Regions from separate parts of the Homo sapiens genome. Here all the other regions are linked to region 3. The links are chromatin loops, found by intact Hi-C in ENCODE. Cell type or tissue: endothelial cell of umbilical vein. All regions are shown on one strand. Each heading gives the region's core, and the rest is flanking DNA. Links, peaks and the distances in the headings are about the cores only. Region 1 overlaps LOC107986464 (a long non-coding RNA gene). Region 2 overlaps GRIA1 (glutamate ionotropic receptor AMPA type subunit 1). Region 3 has its middle 130 kb from the start of NMUR2.

Region 1 (7,656 bases), core at 3,120-5,619, 1.4 Mb after region 3:
GGGAGATCATATGACCTTCTTCATTGATTAGTCAGATAAAGTGGTGCCCCCGCCTTGATGCCTGCTTCCAGGCTGAAATTGATGTGCAAATTCTGGGGTTTGTTCATGAGTTCAACAGTTGCAACAAACACTGCTGACATGGATTGAGTGGTTACAGGGCACTAGGTGCTCTCCATATATTAGTTCATTTAATTATCACAGCAGCCTTATGAGATTGGCATTCACATCTGCTTTTTATAGATAAGGAAACTGAGGCACAGAGCAGTTAAGTAACAGTCTTAAAGTCACATGGTCTCTTAGTCCATTTGGGCTGCTATAACAAAACACTGAGTTGCTTATCAAAAACAGAGATTTCTTTTTTATTTTTTTTTATTATACTTTAAAGTTTTAGGGCACATGTGCACAATGTGCAGGTTAGTTACATATATACATGTGCCATGTTGGTGTGCTGCACCCATTAACTCATCATTTAACATTAGGTATATCTCCTAATGTTATCCCTCCCCCGTCCCCCCACCCCACAACAGGCCCCAGAGTGTGATGTTCTCCTTCCTGTGTCCATGTGTTCTCATTGTTCAATTCCCACCTATGAGTGAGAACATGCGGTGTTTGGTTTTTTGTGATAGTTTGCTGAGAATGATGGTTTCCAGCTTCATCCATGTCCCTACAAAGGACATGAACTCATCCTTTTTTATGGCTGCATAGTATTCCATGGTGTATATCTGCCACATTTTCTTAATCCAGTCTATCATTGTTGGACATTTGGGTTGGTTCCAAGTCTTTGCTATTGTGAAGAGTGCTGCAATAAACATACGTGTGCATGTGTCTTTATAGCAGCATGATTTATAATTTTACTTTGGAGTTCTGGGATACATGTGCTGAACGTGCAGATTTGTTACATAGGTATACATGTGCCATGGTGGTTTGCTGCACCTATCAACCCATCATCTAGGTTTTAAGCCCCAAATGCATTAGGTATTTGTCCTAGTGCTCTCCCTCCCCTTTCCCCCAACCCGCTAACAGGCCCAGTGTGTGATGTTCCCTTCCCTGTGTCCATGTGTTCTCATTGTTCAACTCCCACTTATGAATGAGAACATGCGGTGTTTGGTTTTCTGTTCCTGTGTTAGTTTGCTGAGAATGATGGCTTCCCGCTTCATCCATGTCCCTGCAAAGGACATGAACTCATTTTTCTTATGGTTTCATAGTATTCCATGGTGTATATATGCCACATTTTCTTTATCCAGTCTATCATTGATGGGCATTTGGGTTGGTTCCAAGTCTTTGCTATTGTAAATAGTGTTGCAGTAAACACACATACGCATGTGTCTTTATAGCAGAATGATTTATAATCCTTTGAGTATGTACCCAGTAATGGGATTGCTGTGTCAAATGATATTTCTGGTTCTAGATCCTGGATGAATTGCCACACTGTCTTCCACTATGGTTGAACTAATATACACTCCCACCAACAGTGTAAAAGCATTCCTATTTCCCCCACATCCTCTCCAGCATCAACAACAGAGATTTCTTTCTCACAGTTCTCATGGCTAAGAAGTCCAAGACCAAGACATCAGCAAATTCAGTGTGTGGTGAAGGCCAGCTTCCTGATTCATAGACACCCGACTTCTTGCTGTGTCTTCCTCACATGAGGAAGAGAAGACAAGAGGGATCTCTCTGGAGCCTCTTTTATAAGAGTTTTCATCCCATCCATGAGGGCTCAGCCCTCGTAAACCAATTACCTACCCAAAACCCCACAAGTATTCTCACATTGGGGATTAAGTTTTAATATGTGGATTTTGGGGGGACACAAACATTCTGTCTACAGCATATGGCTGATAAGTGACAGAATTGGTATCTAAATCCAGGCAGTCTGGTTCCAAAGCCTATACCCTTAACTGCTACCTTGTACTTATCGAAAATCTACTCTAGGTATTGCAGGCGTATATTAATTCACATGGAGACATCCTACTCATTGTTATTATTATTGATCTATTATTGAATGAAAAAGAAGTGGCAACAGAATGTATAAGTTTGATCCTTTTGGGAGAAAAAATATATATGAATATATCATTGCAACAGCTAGAACATAAAAAGTAATGTAATGTGACAAGGTGGTGGAGGAGGGTGGCTACAAGTTTACACTTGAGAGTCAGACAGACCTCAGCTGAATCCAGGAAGCCCCAGTCTCTCCCTGTGTAACTATGTCCAGCAATCACTTGTCCTCACTAAGCCTCAGTTTCCTCATCTGTAAATGAGAGGCTGAACCTAAAATCATCAGTGTACAGATCAAACACAAAAGACCATCTAGTATGTTATTCCATTTATATGAAATGTCCAGAAAAGGAAAACTGCAGAGACAGAAAGTAGATTAGTGGCCACCTGGGGCTGAGGGTAGGAACTAGGATTAACTGTAAATGAGCCTAAGGGGTTTTACTGCGATGATAGAAATATTCTAAAACTGGACTATGCTGATGGTTGCACAACTTTTTAAACTCACTAAAAAAACTCTGAATTGAAATGATTAAGGAATTAAAATGGATGGACTTCATATATGGAAATTACACCTCAATAAACTTCTAAAAAATTATGTAAAACTGCTATTACATAGTAGGCCCTCAACAAATAGAGGTGGTTATTACCATTACAATTGTTAATGGAACTATTAACAGGTTTAGAAAGTGGTATTCCCAATAAATTAAAACATTTTTGCTTATGCTTATCTGTAATTTTTACACTTGTACAAGAAATGTATTTCTTATACAATAAAAAGAGAAAGGGAAAAAATCAATTCCATTAAAATATCATGGAAGGAAAGGATCCTATTATCATGGGAATGATTTTAATTTTCCTCCCTTAGCTTATTTTCCATTTTGCAACAATGAATGTGTACTGCTTGGATAAAATAATGGATTATAGTTTTTCATAAATAGTTTATTTTATATTCCATCTTTTGCTAGACACCAGGCAGCATATAAGGTGTTCTGAGAGGTTGCCCCCTAGGGTCTTGCCGTCTAGAGTGGAGGCAGGAGAGATAAATGGCCGATCTGGAAAGTTGGAGAACAAGTAGTTCATGCTAAGAAACCAAATGAGTTGCCCCCAGAAAGGCTAGCGGACCCCAAAGAGGAGGAATGCGCTGGCTCAGGGCCACCCATGCTCTCCTGCGGCAAGCCTGGAGCAGGGCCTCGGGAGAAAGCCAAAGAGGAGGAATGTCTACATACTCATAAATATGAATTGAGCACTACCTCCATGCCAGACCCTGCGAGGAGCTGGCGATGCATGGTGACAGGACTGACAAGGTCCCTGCTCTGCGATGCCACACCCCCCGGGCATGGAGGGGTGTCGAGACCCTGCCGCTTCAGCTTGGCTCTGAGCACAGCATGCACCAATTATCCTTTGTCTGGTCGATGTGCTGGTGCCTGGGGAGGGTGGGGAGGTGGGGAGCCTCCCCAGGGATTCCCTGCTGCCCAAGCCCTCATCCACAGCTGGGCAAGGGCAAGAATTAGAGAAGGCCCAGAATTACAACAAGTCCTGGGTTCTCATCCTGGCACTTGGTTCCACAGGAGTAAATCCCTTCCTTGCCGAGACGTCAGTTTCCTCATCTGCATAAAAGAGAGTGTAATGGTCACGCGCCTCCGCAGATCTGTAGCCAGAGCTTCTAGGTTCAAGCCTGGCTCTGCCACATACCCAGCAACTTGACCTTGGCCAACTTTCTTAGCCTCTGAAAGCTCCAGTTTCCTCTTCTGAGAAAACGGGTGAATTGCTAGCACCTAACCCAGGGAGGTTTGTGGGGATGGGGAGGACTGAACAAGGTAAAGCATAGAAAGCTCGGAACAGGGTGCCAAGCATATACTTGGCAAATGTAAACTACAGCTGCAGCTTACTTCCAAATCTACCACCGGATGGCTCTAGGGGATTCGGAATTCCTGGGGCATCCCAACCTGGAAGATTGTGAGGTAACAGCACCAGCTTAGCAAAAACATATCTAAAAGGATAGCTAGAATTTGGGAGGGACGGAGGGGCTATAAAACCGGGAGAGGAAAACAAATGATTACGTTCCTCCCATTAGCTTTGCACGCCCCTTACCCACATACTCAGTCCAGGGCTGACACCTGCTGGCTGAAGAGGAGCATTGCAAAGAAAAGAGACCTTTCCCACTGGCTGGGGGATCTGAAAGTAATGTTTAACCCCAGAGAGAAAAGACAGGTAGGAGCCTTAGATATGAGGATGAAGGGGCCTGGGATGTTTGCACTGGAAAGGTTTAGGTAGAAGGAATTTAGGCTGCCCTGGAGCTATGAGACCCAAGTTCAAATCCCAGCTTTTCTACTTACCAGCTGTGAGACTGGATAAACCATTTAACCTCCCCAGGCCTCAGTTTGCTTATATATGAAACGGGAATAGTAGTGTCTCATTCTATGGTGAAAATGCACATAAAGTGCCCGACAGAGTTGGTGACTCCGTAAAGGTTACTTTTCCCTCTGGATGTCTCCACCTCACTCCTGGGATCTCAAAGGTGAAGTACTTTGCAGGGGTCCTCAAACTTATTTATGTCACCATCCCCAAGTGCCTATCAAAAACACAAATGCTCAGGCTCCCCTGATGTTGCTGTGGATCAGCTCTCTAGGGATGACAGCCTAGGTGTCTGTGTTGTACCAAACTCCCAATCCTTATGCCCCTCCAAGTTTGAGAGCCTCCAGAATCGTGTGAGAGCACCAGGCTAGGAGTCTAGCTTTGTCTCTCCCAGGGGCATTCCCTTGGCCTGTCTCCATTTACCCACCCACTAAATGTGGCCAGGAGTCCTGCCTGGCATGCTTCTCAACAGGGAGGGTGCTTTGGAAACTGTGATGCTAATGCTGAAATGAAAAAGCAGGAGTGTCCAGAATAGTAAGGTACTTGCCCTCATGGGGTCTCTCCTTGAGAATGAGCTTAGGAGATGAAGCCACTAAAGTCAGGGTGGAGATGGAGGGAGATGATGGAGAGAAGAGGGGAAGCTGGCATAGCTCCTTCAGGGCATCCAGGGGCTGGCTGTGCAGGAATGGATGATCAGGAGCTGGTCACCCATGAGCTGTGTGACCCATCCCAGCAAGAAGAGGCAGGCAGCAAGGAGAGAATTCCAGCTGTGGGACCCACAGGAGCCCCCACAGTAGAAGCCCGTGGGGAGAGTGAGAAAGAATCCTGGCTGTGCCTAGAGCGGCAGCCCCTCCACTCCCCTGGGCCCCTCCCAGGTTGCCTTCCTCTCCCCTCCTGGGTGCCTATAACCTGGCTAGACTCACAACCTCTACACCCTGGAGGCAGATGGGGTCTTTGTTTTGTGTGTGTGTGTGGACAGTAAAATCAAGGCTTGGAGAAGAGAAAGGAGTCCCTTGCCCAACTTCTTAATGAATCCTCAGCCCAAACCTCCCTAAATTTTCATGACAATAACAGAGGAGGCTGGTCAAGGATTATTATTTCTGTCACACAGAGGAGAAATTCAGATCAGAGATGACATGTAATTTATCCAAGAACACACAGGAGAGTTGAGCCTCAGACTAGGCTATCATTACTACCATGCCGCACATACTCATTCCTGCTGCAGATAAAAGATTGGGCCAGTGACCCCCTGGGTCACTTCCAACTCTATATTTTCTAATTCCAGAACTGCAATCTATTCTTTCAAATTTATGTCTTTCTGGTTCCCCCAATGAACCATCAGCTCGAACCAAAATGGCCTCTTCTTGATTCCCTAAACAAACCTGAGACTTCCCACTTATTTTTCTGTTCCAAACCTCCCCTCACCACACCCAACCACACCCTCATTCTTCCATATTTGTGAACATTCTCCAGTCCTTCAAAGCCCAGCTCAATTCTCACCTGCTCCAGGAAACCTTCTCTAATCCCCCCAGTGAAAAAATAATATCGACTTGTGTGAACAGGGAAATGGAATCAGAAATACAAGCTATTTAATAAGCATCCCTACCTGGCGCTGTGCTATGAAACACATATACATGTATTATACGCCTTCTATACATGTACATTATTTGCAGTACAGTTAACCCTTGAACAACGTGGGTGTTAGGGAGCCAACCCCAGGAACAGTCAAAAATCTCTGTCTAACTTTTGACTTCCCCCAAAACTTAACTGCTAATACCCTACTGTTCACTAGAAGCCATACGGATAACATAAACAGTCTATTAATACTTTTTTTTTTTTTTAGATGGAGTCTCTCTCTGTCACCCAGGCTGGAGTAATTGGCACGATCTCGGCTCTCTGTAACCTCTGTCTCCCGGGTTCAAGCGGTTCTCCTGCCTCACCCTCCCAAGTAGCTGGGACTACAGGTGTGTGCCACCACGCCCAGCTAATTTTTGTATTTTTAGTAGAGACAAGGTTTCACCATGTTGGTCAGGCTGGTCTCGAACTCCTGACCTCATGATCCGACTGCCTCATCCTCCCAAAGTGCTGAGATTACAGGCAGGAGCCACCATGCCTGGCCAATTAATACACATTTTTATGTATTACATGTATTATATACTGTACTCTTACCCTAAAGTGAGCTAAGGAAGAAAAAAATATATTTACTACTTATTATGTGGAAGCTGATCATCATAAAAGTCTTTATCCTCATCTTCACATTGAGTAGGAGGAGGAGGAGGAGGAAGAGGGACTGGTCTTGCTGTCTAAGAGGTGGCGGAGGTAAAAGAACATCTGAGTGTAAGTGGACCCGCACAGTTCCAACTCGGAGTGGTGAAGGGTCACTTGTGCATGATGTACATGTGTATATATTATCTCATTTCATCTGCAAAATCTCAACAAATAGTTGAGAACAAAGAGTTAGCCTGTCTTACAGATGTGGAAACCAGATCTCAGAGAGCTTATGTGGCTCACTTAAGGTTATCTGGGAGAGAAAGCCTCAGGAGGAAAATATTAAAACCCAGTGTAGGAGAGGGTTGGGGTGTGACAGGGAGGCAGGTTTCAGAGCAACATGACAAAGAATGTGGAGCAAGCAAGAAACTAAAAATCCTTGAGAACCTGTGGTCAGAAGGCTCCAGGTCTAAAACACCAGGTGGGAGAGTCATTTCCCTCACGCAACAGCAGTGTGTTAATTCACACAGCACCTTCATCTGCTTTATCTCATTTAAAAACAATCATCTTTTTAGATAGACAACATCATCATTCTACAGAGAGAGAATCAAAGGCTTGAGAAAATCCTAACCAAGCTCACACAGTCTGTAGGTGAGACTGGAATATGAAGCAAGCTGGATTTCAGAATCTTTGTTCTTTCTGATACACAACTGTATTATTTACAATATCGCCTAGAAATGTTTGCATAGAAGCCTGCCTCTACTCTTGGTTCACCCTCTGTTTGTCACAGGGCCTCAGGAGCCACCATTCTGCATGTCAGTGCACCCTCTCAATGCTCATTCAACTCTGACATTCCAGGACTCTTTCGATTTTGTGAAAAGCAGCTTGTTTTTTTGATCTTCAAGAGCTTCAGATGAAAATAAAATGATGTCTAGAGTAGCTCACCTTTCAGTAGATCCATGGATAGGTGCCAAAACCAGGCGCTGGATAAAAAGAAAGCAGAGCAGGGAGAAAAAGGGCTCAGAGCAGGAGTGAACACCCATTCATTCAGCAGAGGGCTGTGAGTCCCTCCGCAGGTTGCGGGTACTCTGAGGACAGACC
Region 2 (2,500 bases), core at 1-2,500, 960 kb after region 3:
CTTTACTTTTTAATGTGGCTTTGATTAGGGTCTTTGGAAGGGGCATTTGGTTGGGGGCATCAGTGTACCTATAAATGTTTAAACGCATATACATGTGCTAATTTATTTCCTGGAGCAGGGCTCCATAGCTTTTGTCATACTTTATAGCTTTTGTATTACTTGCATAGAGAATCAAGAATAAATAGCTGGTGTGTGTATTCACTCATGCTGCTGAGAAATATCTACAGCAGGTTTTGGTTGAAAGAGATGTGAACTGCTCTCCTAGTAGTGTCAAGATGTTGACTGGCACAGCAAGAAAATAAAAGACAAAAATAGGAGAAAAGGTTCTAAGGCAAAAGGTGGTGCTTCTGTCTTGTTATCTCAGCAACCTAAGACTTGATCTCTAATAGGGTTAATGACTGTTTATTAGGGAGACAGAAATATGATACAGACAATGTTGTTCATTTTGGTCAACAGGCCTGGAGTGGATGAATCTGAGTTCTTGAACTTGATGCTGCCATCCATGAACTAGTGTACAGGTTTCCATGAATTCCTGTCTTGTTCGTTCAGTTAATTCTTTAAGTGTTTCTTCAAAGCTATAAACTGAAATAGATATTGGAAATACAGAGATGATAAAATGCCCTTGCTCTCAGGTAGCTTACAGTCTAGTGGGAAACATTGTTATGGGGATTATCTGAGAAGCAATAATCTTATTTTGTGCTTAGACTTTGTGTTTCTTTTCTTTAGCTCCCAGATCCCAAAGGGGGTACTGGGCAAGTTAGGTGGAAATGGTGGCCTGGCTGGAGGAGCCTCTCTTAAATTTCATGTAAGGCTAGGAATACTTTAGGGCTGTGTTCACTGTGGTCCATTGGTTTGGGAAAACTTTACATCTGTCCCAATTTTAATTGAGTAAAAAATGTCAGTGGGAGCAAAGCAGTTTTAGGAAGAATGTACTCATTACTGATACATGGAAAAGCAAGAAAAGCATCTTATTCAGACTAATTTTCTGTGCTGTGTTTTTTGAAATCTGAATTAGTAGTTGCCTTAAATTAACTGCCCAATAAGTCTTAGATCTAGAAAATGACCAAATTTTATTTGTTTTTTTTTCATAATTTTTGCTGTCATTTGATTTTTTCCCTTTGCATTTTGCTATTCATTGTCCCTCCACCAGAGGGTGGAGAAGGGAAGGGAGAGGAAGTGTAATGGGACCTGTTCATGCTAGACATGTTAGCAGCAGGGGACTAAAAATGAGGAGAGGTGGTTATATGGTAGGGAAGGTGGGGAAGATAGAAGAGGACTATGGCTACTACTACTGGCCAAGGTGAGAGTTTGGTGCCTTCTTCGTGTTCAATCTTTCTTGCTTCCCTGGTCTGCCATTGTTAAAGAGTAAAGCCATTGAATCAGCAACCCAATGCCTTGGGATCTCCTTTAAGCACTTTTCCAAGCTTACAGGGGTAGAGTTTGGGGAGATTGTGCATAGAGAAGATATTTACTGATCAGCTACCCAGCTTATTTTGGTGCCTTTGTGGTAAGTGTAAATAAAGGAATAAATGAAATGCTGATTGAGATTATTACTATTAGAGGTCTGAGTAGCATAGTTGCAGCTTAATTCTTACCTTTTAATTTATTCACCTATTTATTCATTCATTCATTCAGCAAGTACATACTGAATGCCTACTTCATGCCAAACACTGGGCCAGACGCTAGGAATATAGGGGCCAGGAAAGAAGGCACAGCCTCTTTCCTTGTGGAGCTAACAGTTTAGCCCAGAGGTTCACAAACTTCAGTGCACTTAAAATTCACTCAGGGAGCTTGTTTAAAGCAAGACTCATGATGAACTTTTTACTTCTTGAATCAAGATATTCAAGAGTAGGCCCTGGAGGAATTCTATAGCAATTATTATGGGGATTACACTTTAAGAATCTCTTTAATCTAAAAAGTCTTCCATCCCTTTAGTAAGCATTTTTGAGCCCTCAACCAAACCTAGGCATGACATAAAGTGCTACAAATGCAGACAACAGTAAGTTGCATTCCCCACCCTGGAGTACTTTATCCATAGTAAGACATTTTCTATCCTGTAAAGAGAAAATTAAAATGTAATGTTGTAAGTGCTATAGCAGCAATTTGTATGGAGTATTGAAGATTCCTTGAAGAGTGGAGTTTGTCTCTAGGAGGTGGTGATTGAATTGAGCCTCAACGATAAATAGGGTTATCTATCTGCAGAAGGGGTCACCAAATATAGCCATCCACAAGCCAGTTCCAGCACAGAGACTGAGTTCTGGGCCCATACACTGTGTAAGAACCATGGAATTTCACATTAGAACTTGGACATCTTGTCTTGACTAATATTTTTAAATATTAAAATATCTGGCAACACTAGGGCCCAGGTCTATGCAGCCTCAATTTGCTGAGATGGGACAGAGTAAACCCCATCTACATGGCCTCTTTCCCAATCAGCCCATTCTTCCCATTTTCTTTACCTGCTGGCTTTGGCAAGCATTGAGTTTGCAAGCCCTGATTG
Region 3 (7,656 bases), core at 2,043-4,542:
TCATAAGGACTAGGTCAGAGAAAAGAAGCAGGAAAAAAATGTGCCTTCGTGGAACTCACATTCAAGTGGGGCAGTGATGAGAGGAGACAAACAGCAAAATGTAATAAGTAAGCAATATAGAAGTATGGGCAAGTTATAAGTGCTATAAATAAAAGACATGGGAGCTGGGGGAGGAGATTGCAATTTTAAACAGGGTTGTCAGGGAAGACTTGCTAATGAGGTGACATTTGAGCAAAGCCTGCTAGGAATGAAAGAGTAAGTCACACAGAGGCAATGGGGGAGGGGAAAGCATTTCCAGGAGGAGCCTCAAGGCAAAGGCTTGGAGGCAGGAGGTGCCTGGCAGTTTTCAGAAAAAGTAGGACTTGTGGCTGGAGTAAAGGGAGAGGGGAAAGAGAGAGGTGTGGTCAGAGATGTCAGGCAGCCAGAACATGGAGAACTTTGTAGGTCATTGGAAGGACATTGGCTTTTAAGCCAAGGAGATGAGAAGCCTTTGAGCAGGAGTGGCAGGACTCTTGTTTTAAAAAGATCTCCTGGCTGAATGGGCACTGTGGCTCATGCCTGTAATCCCAGCACTTTGAGATGTGAGGGGGGAGGATCACTTGAGGTAAGGAGTTTGAGACCACCCTGGCCAACATGGTGAAACCCATTATCTATTAAAAATACAAAAATCAGCCAGATGTGATGGTGCATGCCTGTAATCTCAGCTACTGAGGAGGCTGAGGCAGGAGAATCACTTGAACTCGGGAGGTGGAGGCTGCAGTGAGCCAAGATTACACCACTGCACTACAGCCTGGATGACAGAGTGAGACTCCATTTCAAAAACAAAACAGAAAACAAAACACTCCTGGCTTCTGTATTAAGATTAAGTAGAAGGATCATACGCCCTGCCTTGTGCAGGACGATCCTAGTTTATGCCTATTGTCCTAGCCCCTTTCACTTTCAAAAATGTCCCAAGTTAGAGGATGAAACACAGGATCTCCCTAAGAATAAACAACTAGGGGTAAGGATGAAAGCAGACACAACTAGGAAGCTGGTTTAATAATCCTGGTTACAAATAGTAGTGATGTGGAAAAGGGTGATGGCAGGGGAGGTGGTAAGAAATGTTCAAATTAGGCTTTATTTTCAAAGTGGAGCCAATGGGATTTCTACATAGTTCAGATGTGCGGAGTGGTAGAACGAAATGTTAAAAATGACTCTGCTGGGTTTTTTTGTTTGAGTGAAGAGAAAATGCATTTTTGTTAACTTAAATGTGGAGAAACTGGGACCTAATTGTCAGGGGAAGACTGGGAGTTTGGTTTTGGAAATTTTGTTTTTGGGTTGTCTATTAGATAATTGGGTGATAAAGAGTAGCCTCTGGAATGAATTTGGAGTTTAGGGGAGAAGTGCAGGGTAAATGTGTTTTCTCCATTTATTGAGTGCAATGTTTTACAAATATGCAGTTCCCTGTTAAAACTAAGTAGGCATAACTCAGCTATTTGCATCTAAACTGTCCCAGAAGTCAGGGCCTGATATCTCTTTTCTTCCTGTTTCAGTAACCACTTCTGTACCTTATGCTTTTAAGATACTTTTTTTTCTCTTTCTTTTCTTTTCTTTCTTTCTTTCTTCTTCTTCTTTTTTTTTTTTTTTTTTTTTTTTGCAATTCTAGTGGGACTCAAATGTAACACACTTTTATTGTTAAAGTCTAACAACTTAAGCAGAATTGTGATTTCAGACATTCTTAAATTTCCCTGGAAAATGAGAAACCTGTTGGACCTTCAGATAAACTCTTGCCTTCACTTCTAAATTATTTTCTTCCAATACCTATTTGAATATTTTTTTCTATTGCAATTAGTTTTTCTTCTTTTTCAGGGGAAGCAATTGTTCCTGTAATGGTCCTCTAGTATCTGCTCCCGTCTACATAGTTATATTTTTCACTAATCATTTTTATTTTGGTCTTTTTTGACTTCAACATTATATGTGATTTTTTCAAGCCTGCCTGCAACATCACTGACTTACTATTTTTCATAAATGCCATTTCTGCTTTAACTCCTCATCCTTTTAGACAGTATATGCAATACCAGTATTCCTGTACTGTTACTTTTCTTTTTATTGTGTGTTGTGGATTTATTTCATGTTTTAGAGCATTCATATTTCCTTAACAGGGAAAAGCAGTTGGAATGTATTATTTTCTTTGCTATCTCTCGTATTCCATATCTCTTTCATTCTTTCAGAGGTTCTGTATTAGGTTATTTCTTCTGCTTACCCGTCATTCAAAATGGGCAATTCTATTCAGTCCATAATAGTAAATATGGTTATTGAATGAGGCAGATTAAGTAAACCTCCAACAGAAAGCAACTTTATTCTTTTACTATTGCTGTTACTCTGTACTGTGTCAAACCGCCTTTCTATAGCCCTGACAGTACCTTGAGTATATTCCATAGCTTCTGATGTCACTTGTAGTAGTAATAAACTTCTCCAGGCATCCAGGCATCCTTTTCCAGGCATCCAGTCTAATATCAGCTTCAAGAGTTCTTCCAGTTTTTGCCTTTACCCCTTTTCTGTTGAGCCTAATCCAGGCTTGGTTACCAATGGAGAAGGCGAGGGATGGTTGGACAGCTTGGACATTTGCTCACTTGTGCTTAACAGGACTGCTCTGCCTCCTGTATGACTACAGGTAGGGCTGTGAGATAAGAGAAGAGGCATTAAAGTCTTATAGGACAGACGGGGTTGTAATCCCATGTTGATGCTCTCCAGCTATGAAGGCCGGCCCTATGAGGCTTTTGTGTAGACCCAACCTCTTCCGCAGAGGCATCCTGAGTCATAAGATGCCATCTGGGACTGTCTGCTGCTTAAGGCTCCTCAGTTGTGTCTAACAGTATGAGGTTATACATACAAGAATACATATTACATAGCATTGTTAGCGGTTATTATTACTCTTGTGAATGGTACTATTGTTACTACTGGTATGAGAGAGATTTTAGCCTCTTAATTTTGGCTAATTCTATGATGTACTTGTATAAGACAGGTGATGTTTAAATGAGAAATCATAACTAACTTTACTTGGCACTAGATATTTGAGAGAAATTGTATGTATTTATTTGTAGATTATATTCTGTTTTATTAGGGAGGAAAGAACTTAGAGGCTGAGTTTATTTCCATCATTAAAACAAAATAGATAACCAAGGCCCAGAGAGAAACAGAGGCCTGTCTACTCTCCAGGCACTAACAGTCAGGACTGGAACACAGAACTTCAACTTCTGTGTAGTTGTCCTCAGTTTCTGTGCTTTCTCCTTCTGAGGGGAGGTGCTCCGTACTTCAGGACTGAGTGTAGATCTCACCAGATTCTTCCTGCCCTCTTGGTGGGTAGCTCAGTTCTGACACATGCTTTGATAGATAATGCAACTTTTCCTTAAGGAACAAACCTTACCCTTTTAGTGAATGTTTGTAAACCTTTTAAGAATATAGCCACCAGATGTCACTGTAGGCTAGCTTATGCCAAATAAGACTATTGTATCTGTTGTCAGATTTGCTTTGAGGAGAAAATGGGATCGAATAAATGCTATACATCCTAATGTTTTAGCTTATAAGGGAATTTCTAGGGCTGTTTTGAGACAGACCACCAACCATGAGAACAAAATGCGAAAGAATCCTACAGACCCTGGTCTCTTGGTAATTACAGTTTAGTGGGATGTGCAGGAGGAGTCATGTGCAAAAAATTACATGTTACCCATCCCTTTTGCTTGCAAGTGAAATAGACCAAGACAGAAGACATCAGAGTGAGCGGAAGAAACAGCTGACAACATCGAAAGGGAGAAAATTGCAAGAAGTCTTGATGGATGTCTTAGATTTGGGTCTGTAGAGCGTTGAACCTGGAAGACGCCACTTGATGGTTAGAAAGGGGTGGGAAGGAAGGCAGAGTTAAATGTACAGCAACGTAAATGAGTGAAATGCCTGGACTTTTCAGAAGAATGGGAAGAGACTAGTTAACCATTCAAGATGGGATAAGTCCAAGAATGGTAGCGTGTAAGGCTGGCAGTGTGGCCTGGTGGGACAAACACAGTTTTTACAGACAGGCCACCTGAGTCCAAATCCCAGCTGTGGCACATACTAGTTGTTGGAACATACTCTGGGGCATGTTACCAACTCAAATTCCTCATAGAGAAAGTGAGATGATAATATATTCAACTCATAGGATTATGGAAAGATTGAGTTTATATTTTTACAGTGTTTAGAAAAGTGTCTAGCACTTAAGTACTACATTAAGTCTTTGAATAAATAAGTTTCTGTATAGCACTAGGCATAAGAAGTCAAAATAAGGTTAATGATTAAAAGGCAATAGTTTTGTATTATTTAAGGAATATTTATCTGGAAGTGAAGTGAACATAGGCCTGAGATATACCCAGATCAGCACCTGTTCACTGAACACTATGCCAGACATTTAATGGGTGTGGAATAAATTTTAAAAAACCTATAATGGTGTTGATAATAATTTCTATGTACTGAGCTGTAACTAGGGTCTAGGAACTAAGTTTGAAGTACTTTAAATGCATTACTTTAATCTCCAAAATTTGTAGGGTAGGTTATTATTATTTCAGTTTCATAGATTAGGGAAGTGAGACCCAGAGAGAATAATTAATTTGTTCAAGGTCATACAAGCAGTAAATAGCAAAGCTGAGATTCAAACCCAGAACCTGATCATTTAACCACTGCTCGAAGTACCTAAAAGACCTTGAGGCATACTATAAAATCACATTACTTTAGAGCCAAGAGGGACTTCAGTTTGACTGACTCGTTTTATGGATGAAGAAACTGAGAATTATAAATTTTAAGGGATGTATTCAATGTCATTTGGTTGAGGGATGGATGATATAAGAACTTAAATTTTCTGTTCCCAGTCCAGTTCTGAATATAAGGGGTTTTAAAAGTAAACAGGAAGTATCAATCCAGCGTATTATTATTCAAAGAGACTGTGCTAGATCTTTTATTTGTCTTTTGCTGACATTTTTTTTGTCTTGCTTCTGGTATAGTGTGAACTCTAGTGTGTTATAGTGGTCCTTGTTGTTTAAGATCTTTTTTCAAGATATAGAGTGGAGTGGAAACCCGCCTGGAGAGTATATAGTATTTAGTTCAAAATGTGAGTTACGTAGTGGACCTCAGACAGTAAAATCAGCTTCCTTGTCATCAGAGAATTCCAGGCAGGATAAGTTATCAACCTAGAATAATTCATGGAAGTTCATGTCCTCTACCAGGTCACAGTAATTGAAGTTTAATAGATTGCAGGCAGTGGAGGCAGAAAGGTGTAAACACTAATACATGACTAATTGTTTATTCCAACATATACAATAGACTGAAAATGAGTGTGAATTATAAATATGAAAGAGAGAGTAGATTAAGCCTTTGCATGATTAATGAGAAGTATATGTTGGAGAAAACAATTGTTAGTGTATGAGTGTTCACAGCTTTTCTTCCTTTACTGCCTGCCAAGTGGAATTCTGCCTGCCACGCTGTTTCTGGGATTCATTGTAAAAGCAGGATTGTGGGTAAGAGAGCTAATGGAAGTGAGCACAGATAGGCTGGATGGATTTAGTTTGGAATGAGCAAAGATGTCTCTTAGAAGAGGGGAAAAAACCAAGGTGGGTGGGATAAGAAAGATAAGAGTCAGCTTGGGGTGGGTTGAAGAGAGTTTTGCAGTTTTGAATTACAGTCAGTTGCTTTACTATGATAAATGAGGTTTAGATGCAATAGATGGATACAGAGAAAATCTTAAATTGGTAGGAGTTCTGAAATATACCTGCTATGGTTTGGATGTCCCCTCCAAAAGTTATGTTGAAACTTAATCCTCAATGCGGCAATATTGAGAGGTGGGGCCTTTCAGGATGATTGAACCATGAGGGTTTTGCCCTCAGGAATGGATTACTTTGTCCATAGACTAATGGATGATCATGGGAGGGGAACTGGCGCTTTATAAGAGGAGGAAGAGAGGCTTGAGCTAGTACGTTAGCACACTTGACCCCCTCGCCATGTAATGTCCTGTACCACCTCGGAACTCCACAGAGAGCCCCCACCAGCAAGAAGACCTTCATCAGATGTGGCCTCTCAACCTAGACTTCTCAGCCTCCTAACTCTAAGAAATAAATTTATTTTCCTTATCAAATCACCCATTTTTAGGAATTGCATTTTAAGCAATAGAAAATAGACGAATATAGTATTTCCTGGGATTTTACTACAAGGAAGCCTGATACAGACTCAAAGGACTCCTTAATTAAAATTTGAACATTAAAATAGTGGTTTTTCTAAATGTGACACCAAGCCATGTACTAAGTCAGAGGCTATCAGATTGATCTGGTCTAAATGTGAGGGGGAAATACATTTGTGTTGTACCTTAAACTCCTAGTAAGATCTTCACTTGTGTAACATCCTACTATACAGGACACAGTTTCCCAAACTGTATTCCTTGAGTCACTTGGATTAATTTTGTTAATAAGTGTTTGTACAATAAAGTTTTAAAACTAATACACGGTCTCTTCCATTCTGAGTGTCATGGAGCACATTAACATAGTAAAACCACCCAGAAATTCAGTATAACAAGGAAAAAATTTACATTTGACCACTGTTTTTCAGACTTAAGAAAATGTAGAACACCTATTACTTAACATCTTATGGGAATATTGTTTCATGGAATATTGTAGGAAATGCTAGTTCAGTTGAAAAAGTGTAGGTTTGGATAGCTGGAAACTAATTCCCAATTCTGGCCTTGTAAACTACTTAGCTGCAGTCAGTGCTACTCAAAATATGACCAAGGACTGCCAGTTTGCATACTACCTGCTATTAGACTGCACTACATAAGAAACTAGAATGTAATGAAATGTATAAAATAAGCATACAATTTAGTTGAGCTGGGGTTATTTGTAGCCAGACTTCGATGAAGGAAGTCATAAATGCTGATTTATATTCCATTACAAGTCTGACACTCTGAGTAGTATTAGCTGCAGTGATTGTAGTAAGTGACTTGATCTTTCTTTCCTTTTTTTTTTTTTTTTTTGAGATGGAGTCTTGCTCTGTCACCCAGGCTGGAGTGCAGTAGTGTGACCTCAGCTCACTGCAACCTCCACCTCCTGGGTTCAAGCGATTCTCCTGTCTCAGCCTCCTGAGTAGCTGATATTACAGGCACGTGCCACCATACCCAGCTAATTTTCGTATTTTTAGTAGAGACGGGGTTTCACTCTGTTGGCTAGGCTGGTCTCGAACTCCTGACCTCAGGTGATCTGCCCGCCTCAGCCATTTGTCCATAGATTAATGGTGGGATTACAGGAGTGAGCTACCATGCCTGGCCTCACTTGACCTTTCTGATTTAAATTTCACTTTCTCTCAAATGATTAGGTAGGAAAATAAACATGAAGATTCAACCTATTCTGAGTTCTATAACTCTAAACCTGGTAATCTTCTGGGAGCCTAGGGTCTTGGGAAAAAACTGAATATCTCTGTTGTAAACCTCTGGCATAATCCATGAGAATGATAAGGTTTCGACCTGCATCTTCACTTCTAAACTAGGAAAATGGAGACATTTAATATTCTCTAATTCTTGTCCTAATGAATGAACAGTAATGCTGATCTATATTTTATTGTTTTATTGTTGCTGTTTAAAGTCTATAGATATTATAGATAAAGACACAAGCT

What was found. Peaks named below come from ENCODE experiments on the same cell type or tissue, not always from the same donor. Only the 100,000 strongest peaks of a DNase experiment are listed, where the experiment ranks them.
Region 1: it touches region 3 in a loop (21-fold over the local background); 93 of 110 quality-filtered maps call a loop at or near these places.
Region 2: it touches region 3 in a loop (26-fold over the local background); 14 of 110 quality-filtered maps call a loop at or near these places.

Annotation. Positions count from the first base shown.
Region 1 is chr5:153,961,122-153,968,777 of GRCh38, forward strand. All of the region lies in intron 1 of LOC107986464 (a long non-coding RNA gene), which reads right to left. Among named protein-coding and RNA genes, the nearest start is that of LINC01861, 66 kb to the left of the region's middle. In endothelial cell of umbilical vein, for the core only: a CTCF peak has its summit at 4,111 (motif pointing left); a DNase peak (open chromatin) is centred at 4,040.
Region 2 is chr5:153,495,807-153,498,306 of GRCh38, forward strand. All of the region lies in intron 2 of GRIA1 (glutamate ionotropic receptor AMPA type subunit 1), which reads left to right. Among named protein-coding and RNA genes, the nearest start is that of GRIA1, 6.4 kb to the left of the region's middle. In endothelial cell of umbilical vein, for the core only: a CTCF peak has its summit at 1,151 (motif pointing right); a DNase peak (open chromatin) is centred at 1,185.
Region 3 is chr5:152,529,369-152,537,024 of GRCh38, forward strand. No RefSeq gene overlaps it. Among named protein-coding and RNA genes, the nearest start is that of NMUR2, 130 kb to the left of the region's middle. In endothelial cell of umbilical vein, for the core only: no CTCF peak of the experiment used is centred there; a DNase peak (open chromatin) is centred at 3,453.